Linked DNA regions of Homo sapiens: region 2 is linked to region 1. Evidence: chromatin contacts called from ENCODE Hi-C or POLR2A ChIA-PET data. All regions are on one chromosome and are shown on one strand. Each heading gives the region's core, a stretch centred on a gene start or an enhancer-like site at or near the end of the contact. The rest is flanking DNA. Distances are from core to core; before and after follow the strand shown.

What was found. Hi-C counts contacts between places; a loop is a spot of excess contacts on that map. ChIA-PET counts read pairs that join two places held with the same protein, here RNA polymerase II (POLR2A). Pooled maps may share reads with other maps.
Region 2: a map of PC-3 shows a loop between it and region 1 (2.8-fold over the local background). The contact joins the enhancer-like site here to the promoter of TANC1 in region 1. A Hi-C loop is called at or near these places in 7 of 168 maps with a recorded cell type or tissue (Calu3, MCF 10A, PC-3 and 4 more), 1 of 37 single-sample maps with no recorded cell type and 10 of 50 pooled maps. POLR2A ChIA-PET finds 5 or more read pairs at or near these places in 8 of 52 experiments (HEK293, HEK293T, MCF 10A and 5 more).

The regions. Positions count from the first base shown.
Region 1 is chr2:158,965,961-158,970,834 of GRCh38, reverse strand. It overlaps TANC1 (tetratricopeptide repeat, ankyrin repeat and coiled-coil containing 1), which reads right to left and starts at 2,195. Exons shown (of 27, transcript NM_033394.3): 1 at 2,053-2,195. RefSeq lists silencers at 2,160-2,239, 2,300-2,409.
Region 2 is chr2:158,925,393-158,930,397 of GRCh38, reverse strand. No RefSeq gene overlaps it. Among named protein-coding and RNA genes, the nearest start is that of TANC1, 41 kb to the left of the region's middle. RefSeq lists an enhancer at 1,222-1,391. Within about 2 kb of position 3,702, at least 3 of the 41 ENCODE cell types and tissues checked have a DNase peak (open chromatin) inside an H3K27ac peak, as active enhancers do; they include PC-3, PC-9 and endothelial cell of umbilical vein, where a contact is called at or near this core.

The DNA.
Region 1 (4,874 bases), core at 946-3,445:
ACAGGGTCATAAAAACTCACCTTAAATTTATTTGTGGACTTTTCCTGCTTCCACTAAAATCGATGACACTATTTCCCATCTCTTATTGTCAAATCACAACAGTCCGGAAGCCTGAACCAAGTTCACTTGGCAGGTAACAGGAACAACCCTAGGAGGAAGTCCTGAAGGATATCAGATACCATACTTCCTTTACTGCCACATACTTTTCATTTCAGAACCACCAGGATATATTTATGATGCTTTTTGACTAACACTCACCAAGCATTCTGGCTGACACAAACTGCAGAAACTGGCATACTCTAGGGAAGGTCCCTTGTGAGGTCTTTAAGTAGCTTAGATGAGTAAAACACTCAGACTACTTCTATAATGAAGTAGTCTCAGCCGCTCATAAACTCCTTCATTCCCAGCAATCAAGAAGCAGCTGTTAAAATCCTGGAATCTTCCTAGTAGCAGATCTGAAATACCTCCAGGCTGACCCAGGAAGCTTCACAACTGCTTTCCTCTCCTTCCCCTCCCCTGCCTCAGGAGTGCCAGCCTGGCAGGAATAAAGATGACCAAGGAAGGAAAAAAGAGGGTAGCGGATCTGGTGAAAGCAGAGACGCAGACTCCCTTCATTTCCACTACAGAGAAATACCAGCCCTCTGTGCCAACTAACCAGGTTTCTCCTTTCCTCTCCCACCCCCACCCCTCCAAACACGCATTAACTTCTGCAGTCTGGTGTGTCTGGCATTTCCAGAGCGAGCGATCTCAGCAATCTTGAGCCCTTTCCTCAAAGATTCTGAACCAGGAACTTCCTTTCCGCGCCAGCCAGAGTTTGCGGTCCAACCCACGTTAAGACTCAGCTTCCATTTACCTTGTAACCTGTACGGACGACGCTGCTTCTGGGGTCAAGTTCAAGATGAAAGTTCCCTCCTCACCTCCCAAGTTAACTCCAGCAGGGAACAACGCCACTGAGAACGGTCCCAACACTGGAGGCACGCGGATCTGGAGCTGGCAGGAGGGGGCTGGGAGAAGGCCGTTGCCGAGCCTGGCGTCCTCCGCCCCTTGGCCGCAGCGCCGCGTTTCTACCTGGCCAACGCCACATTTCCTCCCGGAGCTTTACACAATAAGTCCAGTAAGTTTTGAGAACACCGGTCCAGGGACCTTTCTGTCTGCAAACACACCACACAATGCCTAGAGCTTCCTTCCCAGCCAGGCGTTCCGGAAAGCCGCCGCGCCAAAGCCGGGAGCCCCGCACACCCACAGCGCTGCGCGCCCGCACCCCAAAGTCCTCCAGGAAGCCAGTGCCCTGATATCGTCCCCCGAAAATGACCACTCTGCATCCAAGAACAAGGGGGCTCACAATCTTGACAATTACCGCTCTTCTCAGCGCCCCACCCCTAAAGAAAAACCCCCAACGTCTAATCCTAACTCACCCCCACCCCCAATAAAGGAGTGTGGATATGCTAATCGCAGTGTTCTTGGAAGCAAAGCAATAGACTTTCAGCCCAGACTGGGGCAATACCATGCCTCCGGCTTAAGTTCTCTCGGCAACTTCGCGACCCGCGCACCCCAACACTCCGGGGGGCGCCCAGGACCCCGCGGTGCCAGGCGCGCCTCCCCCCGCCTCCCCCGCGCCAGGTACCAGGCGTAGCCCAGGCCCTTGCCAAGCCCGAGGGCTACAGAGAAGGCGGGAAAGGGGGCGAGCGGGCGCGCCGGGCGGGGGTGGTCCCAGAACTCGAGCGTGCCCCAAGCGTTCCCGGTTCCCACCACACCGGTTCCAGGGGAGGCCGGCTCGGTCCGGCGCGGGGGAACCGCGCAAGGAAGGTGCGGACTCCCCAAAGCCGCCGAGAGACCAAGGCCCGGGGCGCCCAACATGTCTGTGCCTATTCCCGGAAAGCTCCCGGGTGTGCCCGGCGGAGGAGGGGGCGCTCCAGAAACTTTCCCACACGCCTTTCCCTTCTCCCATCACCCTCTCCACCCCGGGTCCCTCTCGACCTCTCCGCACACTGGCAGCTGGCCATGCCCGGGGCGCTCGCAGGCCCGCGGCGGAGTCCGGGCTGCGGGAGTTACCTGCCGGGAAAGTTTCCAGCTCCTCAGCGCGGTTCCCCACACCCAGGGCCGGGCCTCGGGGCGAGGCCAGCTCGGCGCTCCGCGGCTGCCTCTCCTCCGGCTCCCGAGGCGGCCGCCGCTCCAGCAGCTGCCACAGCAAAGCCTCCGCTCCGGCCCGTCCCCCCGCCTTGCTCGGCCCACACCGGGGCCTCATTGGCAGCGCGAATCCCCGCCCTTGCGCGTGTTCCCGAAGGCACCTTCCTCTCGCGCGCCCGCCCCGGCCGCGCCTCCCGCGCCCCTCCCCGCCCCGGGCTGCGGCGGATCCAGGGACCGGCTGGAGCGCGGAGCGCGAACTTTCCGCGGGGCTTGGGCGCGAGGTCCCCTTGTCCCGCCTCTCGGCGCCAGGTCCGGGCCTGAAGCACCCTACCATCCCTCTGGGCACCGGGTCCCCCGGGGCTGCGCCTAGGCCCCTCTGGGACCAAAATGAGATGGGCCATAGTCTTTTTTACAGCCTCTTCAAAATCAATAAAGCGACCCGGCCTTCCCTCCTCGCTGCTTTTTTACCACAGCCGAGGAGGACATATGGGAGCAATTAACCGAGCTGGAGTTTCCGTGGACGCTTTGGGGTGGCTTGTGCGGCTTTCTTGGATTTTCTCTGCCTCACTTAACTACACACAAACACAAACACACTTTCTGGGGCCAGAATCAGCTAAATGAGCTGGAAGGTCTAAGAAGGCATCTCACCGGCTGCGTCTTTTTATTTCCCAAAAGGAATGGGGGACGTTCTGGGGCCGGTGATTTCCCGGGCGTCCCTGGGGCCGCGGGTCTGGAGCCTCCTGCGACCGCTCCGGGCTGGCCCGTGCTGTCTGCGCTACATTCACAGAGGGCCAGCGTCGTGCTTCTGTCGGAAGGAGGTGGGAGGGACGGAGGGGAGAGAACACACAAAGATGCTATTATTTTGTCGGTTGGTGGCAGTAAATTAAACTCCTGAGTTCCCAAAATGTTTTGTTATTCTCCAGCAGAGCAAAAACCAGGATAGGGACTAGGGATTCGGGTGTCCTGGGTTCTCCAAGATCCTCCCAGGAATCCCAGGCAGCCAAATTGGCCTAAGGGACTCTGCTCACTTAATACCCGAAGCTCTCTAAGACAGCCTTCGTTGATCTAGTTGACGAAGGAAGGATCAACTAGAACTGCCGCTGCCTTGTGTGGCCAGCGGGAATTGTGCACGGGTCACCCCATTGGTGTGTCTGGAGCAGAGAATAGAGAAGTTGCTGTAAACCGATTTATTGGTAACCCCTAACCTTGCTGTGGCAAACCCGCCTTAAAATACGATTGTGTTTTAAACAAGTTTCCTCATAAAAACTTCAACCTCACGCAGAGCTTCCCTATATAAAGACACCAGCAGGAGGGGTGTCCATATTTAAAGTTCTTATGAAAAGGGACAGGAAGCAAAATGCCACACAATCTCTTTTCATAAATTAAAAAGACTGAAATGGACTGGATTTTTCACCCATAGTTTCAAAGGCCTGATTACTGCTGTGTTGATATTTGAGCAGTAAACACATCAGCGGCCTTGAAGTATTCCCGAAACAAGGCAGGATAGAATATTGAAAATAAAAATACAAACTTAAACCAGAAAACTATTGACTTCTTTCTCCATCTGAAATGTTTCATTGCTGAAAAATATGGTAATGTTTTATTTAATTTATCTTGAAACGAAATCTTTCAACAGACAAAAAAGCCAGACAGCAACCTTAATGATAAAAGAATGATGCAAACAAAAGACAAAAACTCCAAGCAGTCTAACTAATCTGAAATATTAAAATATAAGAGAAACAATCCTAAGAAAATAGACTGGTAAGATTTCCTGCTCCAGACTTCTTTATAATGGGAGAAAGGTATAATGGATGAAATTTATCATTTGTACCACATTTTTCTGGTTTTGGCTCTTCTCAGCTGTATTTCCAAATTTTTGATGAAATTGCTTAGTTAAATAGGGCTTTGAAGGCAGTGCAATTTTTTTCCCTCTACTCTCAAAGCTCCTTAAGTAGCAAGTAGAAAATCACATAAATATGTTCATTACTGACATCATCTTTAAATTATTTTTAGTTGAAAAAGTTTTGTCTTTATAGTTTCAGAAGTCACAGTCACTAAAGAAGTAACTTCATCACTGCCTAGTTAGGAGTATTTAACATTCTAAACAGGCATACAGCTAGCAATCTGAAATGTGCACACAGAAAGGCCCTGTCTCCCCTTCTTCCTGTAGTGTTTATATAATCCAAACTACATATGTTATTATGCACAATCTGATCTCCAGCTTTAAACAGCTGACATTACATACACTATGTTGTACTAAGAACATCAAAGAAGCTCTCTTAAGCTGTGGGTGAAAATAGTACATTTATAAAAGACAAGGCCAAAAAGAGTAAAAAAAAAAAAATGAAAATTCATGGGTGAGGCAAACAGGGGGCTTCCATTAAGATCCGTTTTGTAAGAAAAAAATGTGAACATTTTCTAAATATCTTAATAAGTGAAGTATTAGCTGAGCACATATTAAAAAATGAATTTTAATTTTTTTAAAATCTGCTTTTCCCTTAAAAAATAAAAGCGTTTTTAGTTAGTTGTTAGTTAATGGTTTGTTTGAATTTTTAGGAAAAGGAAAGCAAGAATCATCTCTTGCTTTTCTGAGGATATCTCTGCTTATCCCATCTACTTTAAGAAGCTCATTCATTACATTTCTGTTGATACCAGTTAGGACAAAAAAAGAGAAATATAGATCACGTGAATAGTCTATGCTGCACACATTCCCTAAACAGACATACAAAATACTGGATTCCATTTTT
Region 2 (5,005 bases), core at 2,453-4,952, 42 kb after region 1:
CTGTGCTCTGTCTTATATTACTGGCTCTGAAGGAAGTCAGCCACCATGTTGTGAGGATACCCAAGCAGCCCTGTGAAGCGATCCATGTGAAGAGTGTATTAGTCCATTTGCCTTGCTATAAAGGAGTACCCAAGACTCGATAATTTATGAGGAAAAGAGGTTTATTTTGGCTCATAGTTCTGCAGACTGTATAGGAAGTGTGGTGCTAGCATTTGCTTCTGGAGAGGGCCTCAGGAAACTTATAATCATGGCAAAAGGCCTAGGAGCCAGTGTGTCACATGGCGAGAGAGGGACCAAGAGAGAAGGAGGTGCTAGGCTCCTTTTTAAACAAGCAGATCTCACATGAGCTCATTACTGTGGGGAGGGCACCAAGTCATTCATGAAGGATCCACACCTGGGAGCCTCCCACCAGGCTCCACCTCCAGCATTGGGAATCACATTTCAACATGAGATTTAGAGGCCACAATCATCCACACTGTATCAAAAAGGAACTGAGAACTTCTGCTAACCTCTTGTACCAGCTTGCTAGAAATTTGAGTGAGCCATCTTGAAAGTGGATTTTCCAGCCCTAGGCAAACCTTCAGATGACTGCAACCCTGGCCTACATGTTGGCTGCAACTTCATAAGAGGCTTAGGCCCTAAAACACCCAACTAAGCTGCTTCTGAGTTCTTGAACCACAGCAGCTGTGAGTTAATAAACGTTTATTGTTGTTTAAGCCAGCAGGTTTTGGGGGGTAATTTGTTACTCAGGAATAGATAATGAATATAGTCACTACATTTGCTTTCAAGTAGCTCATGGCCCAGTCTGCAGACATAGACATTTAAATGACTAATTCTAATTTGTGGGTGGGGTAGGAAGATAGAGGGGGGTAGAAGAGAGCCTCTGTGAAGGTTTTATGGAGGAGACCACCTCTGAGCTGGACTTTAAGGATGAGCAGGAGGAGGAAGGGAAATCTAGACCAAAGGAACATCATATACTGAAGCCTGAAAGTGAATCACATTCAGGTAAATGCAAATGGAAGAGTGTGGTTGTAGTTAAGGCACCAGTCTATCAGAATCACATAGAGGGCCTAAAAAGTACAGATACTCAGACCCTACCCCTCAGAAATCTGATGATTAGGAAACACTGGTTAGGATTTCCTAGTTTCTTGGGTTTTGGTTGGTTAGTTAGCTGGTTACTGGGAAGGGTGTGTCTGCAGCAGGTTTCTCAGTAGGACTCTGGACCACATGCTACAGAAAGCAGGAAATGTAGGCTCCCTGGAAATCCAGGGGCCCATGACTCACCTGTTCATACACATTTACACTCTGTAAGCCCCTGGAGACTTGGACACCATCAAATTTTGTGGGTGCAGTGAAATCAATGCTTAGAGAGAAATTTATAGCATTGAATGTATATATTAGAAAAGGAGAAAGCTCTAAAATCAATAATCTAAGCTTCCACCTTAGGAAACTAGTAAAAGAAGAGCAAATTAAATTTTAAGTAAGCAGAAAAAATAAACCATAAAAACTAGAGCAAAAACCAATGAATTAAAAATAAGTCAGTAGTGAAAATCAACAGAACCAAAAGCAATGGATAAACTTCTACCCAAGCTAACTAAGAAAAAGAGAGAGAAGATATAAATTACTAATATCGAAAATGAAAGAGGGACATCACTACAGATCCCATAGACATTAAAAAGATAATAAAAAATATTATGAACAACGGTATGCCCACAAAATTGATAATCTAGATGAAACAGACCAATTCCCTGAAATATACAATCTGCCAAAATGCACACAAGAGGAAATAGGCCATCTGAATAGGTCTATATCTATTAAAGAAATTGAATCAATAATTAATAACCTTTCAAAACCAGGACTTGATGGGTTCACTGGTGGATTCTACCAAACATTTAAGGAAGAAATTATACCAGTTATTCACAATCTGTTCCAGAAAATAGATGCAGAGGGAATAGTTTCTAACTCATTCTATGAGGCGGCATCACCCTAATACCAAAACCAGACAAATATGTTACAATAAAAGAAATCTACAGACCAATACTTCTCATAAACATACATGCAAAAATCCTCAACAAAATATTAGCAAGTCAAATTCAACAATGTATAAAAGGAATTATACACTATAACCAAGTGGGATTTATCCCAGGTATGTAAAGTTTGTTCAACATTTGAAAATAAATTAATATTGCCTATTACATCAATGGCTAAAGAAGAAAAGGATCACATGATCTTATCAATAGATGTGGAGAAGCATTTGGCAAAAACCCAACACCCATTTATAATAAAAACTCTCAGCATACTAAGAATAGAGAGGAACATTCTCGACTTAATAAATAACATCTACAAAAAACCTGAAACTAATATATTTAATGGTGAGAAACTTGATGCTTTCCCACTAAGATCAGGAACAAGACAAGGATGTCCCTTCTAACCACTGCTTTTTAATGGAAGTCCTAGCTAATTCAGTGAGACAAGAAAAGGCAGTAAAAGAAATATAGATTAGAAAAGAGTAAATAAGGCCGGGCGCGGTGGCTCATGCCTATAATCCCAGCACTTTGAGAGGCCAAGGCGGGCAGATCACCTGAGGTCAGGAGTTCCAGACCAGCCTGACCAACATGGAGAAACTCCATGTCTACAAAAAATACAAAATTAGCTGGGTGTGGGGGTGCATGCCTGTAATGCCAGCTACTCGGGAGGCTGAGACAGGAGAATCACTTGAAACCGGGAGGTGGAGGTTTCGGTGAGCCAAGATCACACCATTGCACTCCAGCCTGGGCAACAAGAGCGAAACTCCATCTCAAAAAAAAAAAAAAAAAAAAAAAAAGAAAGAAAGAAAGAAAAGAAAAGAATAAATAAAACTGTCTTTGTTTGCAGATGACATAATTGTCTGTGTAGAAAATCCAGAAGAATTGACAACAATAACAACAAAACCTCCTGGAACTAGTAAGCAATTATAGCAAGGTTACAGGATACAGGATACGAGGTATCCTGTATACAGCAAGGTTAATATGCAAAAGCTAACCACTTTCCTATATATCAAAATGATACTGTGGAACTAAAATATATTACCATTTACATTAGCACCCCCCAAAATGAAATATTTAGGTATAAATCTAATAAAATATGAGCAAGATCTATATAAGAAAAACTATAAAATTCTACTGAAAGATATCAAAGAATAAGTAAATAGAATAACTAAATAAATGGAGCGATATTCCATGATCATCTTAGTCTTAACTTAGTAAGATTATTCATGATCATGCAATTAAGAATTAAGGTTGATTAAATATTTTCAGGATGTCAGTTCTTCTCAACTTCATAGATTCAATACAATTCCAATAAAAATCACAGCAAGTTATTTTGTGGATATTGACAAATTAATTCTAAAGTTTACATAGAGAGGCAAAACAAAACAAAACAAAACAAAACAAAACACGAAACCAGAATAGCAAACGTAATATTAAAAGAGAAGAACAGGCTGGGTACGGTGGTTCATGCCTGTAATCTCAACACTTTGGGAGACCGAGGGTGGTGAGTCACCTGAGGTCAGAAGTTTAAAACCAGCCTGGTCAACAGAGTGAAACCTCATCTCACACTTGATCTTAGCCAAAAGGCCGAGAAGCGATGTGAAACCTCATCTCTAATAAAAATACAAAAATTAGCCGGGCGTGGCGGCACATGCCTGTAATCCCAGACACTTAGGAGGCTGAGGCAGGAGAATTCCTTGAATCTGGGAGGCAGAAGTTGCAGTGAGGTGAGAGCATGCCACTGCACTATAGCCTGTGTAACAATAGTGAAACTCCATCTCAAAAAAAAAAAAAAAAAAGAAGAAGAAAAAGAACAAAGTCAGAGAACTGACATTCCCTAACTTCAAGACTTACTATAAAGCTACAGTAATTAAGATAGTGCAGTACTGATGAAAGAATAGATAAAGAGATCAATGGAACAGAATAGAAAGCCCAGAAATAGATCCACATAAAAATAGTCAGCTGATCTTTGACAAAAGAGCAAAGACAACATAATGGAGCAAAGATAATCTTTTCTTTTTTTTGAGACAGAGTCTCGCTCTGTCATCCAGGCTGGAGTACAGTGAAGCAATCTTGGCTCACTGCAAGCTCCGCTTCCCGGGTTCACGTCATTCTCCTGCCTCAGCCTCCCGAGTAGCTGGGACTACAGGTGCCCGCCACCACGCCTGGCTAATTTTTTTTGTAATTTTTTTAGTATAGATGGGGTTTCACCATGTTAATCAGGATGGTCTGGATCTCCTGACCTCGTGATCCACCTGCCTTGGCCTCCCAAAGTGCTGGGATTACAGGCGTGAACCACTGCACCCAGCCTCAAAGATAATCTTTTCAACAAATGGTACTGGAATGACTGGACATCCACAAGCAAAATAAAATAAAATAAAATAATAATAATCTAGATGTACACCTTACACCTTCACAAAAATTAACTCAAAATGGATCATGGATGTAGATATAAAGTTCAAAACTATAAAACTCCTAGAAAATAACTTAGGAAGAAAACTAGATGACCTTGAATATAGTGGTGACTTTTTAGGTAAAACACCAAAGGCACAATCCACAAAAGAAATAATTTTTAAGCTGGACTTCATCAAAATGAAAAACTTTTTTTTTTTGCTCTGCAAAAGACAATGTCAAGAGAAAAGAAAAGACAAACCACAGATTTGGAGAAAATATTTGCAAAGGACACATCTGATAAGGGACTATTATCCAAAATATACAAAGAATTCTTAAAACTAAACCAGAAGAAAATGAATAACTTGATTAAAAAATGGACAAAAGATCCGTTATGGTTAGAGTGCAGTTTGTCCCCACCAAAACTCATGTTGAGGCTTAGACCTCAATGGGATGGTGTTGGGAGATGGCGAATTTAAGAGGTAATTAGGTTGTTAAGATAGATTAATGTCTTTCTTGAGAGACTGTTAGTTCTCCCAGGAATGGATTAGTTCCTTGCAGAGCTGGTTGGTATAGGGAGGTTGCCT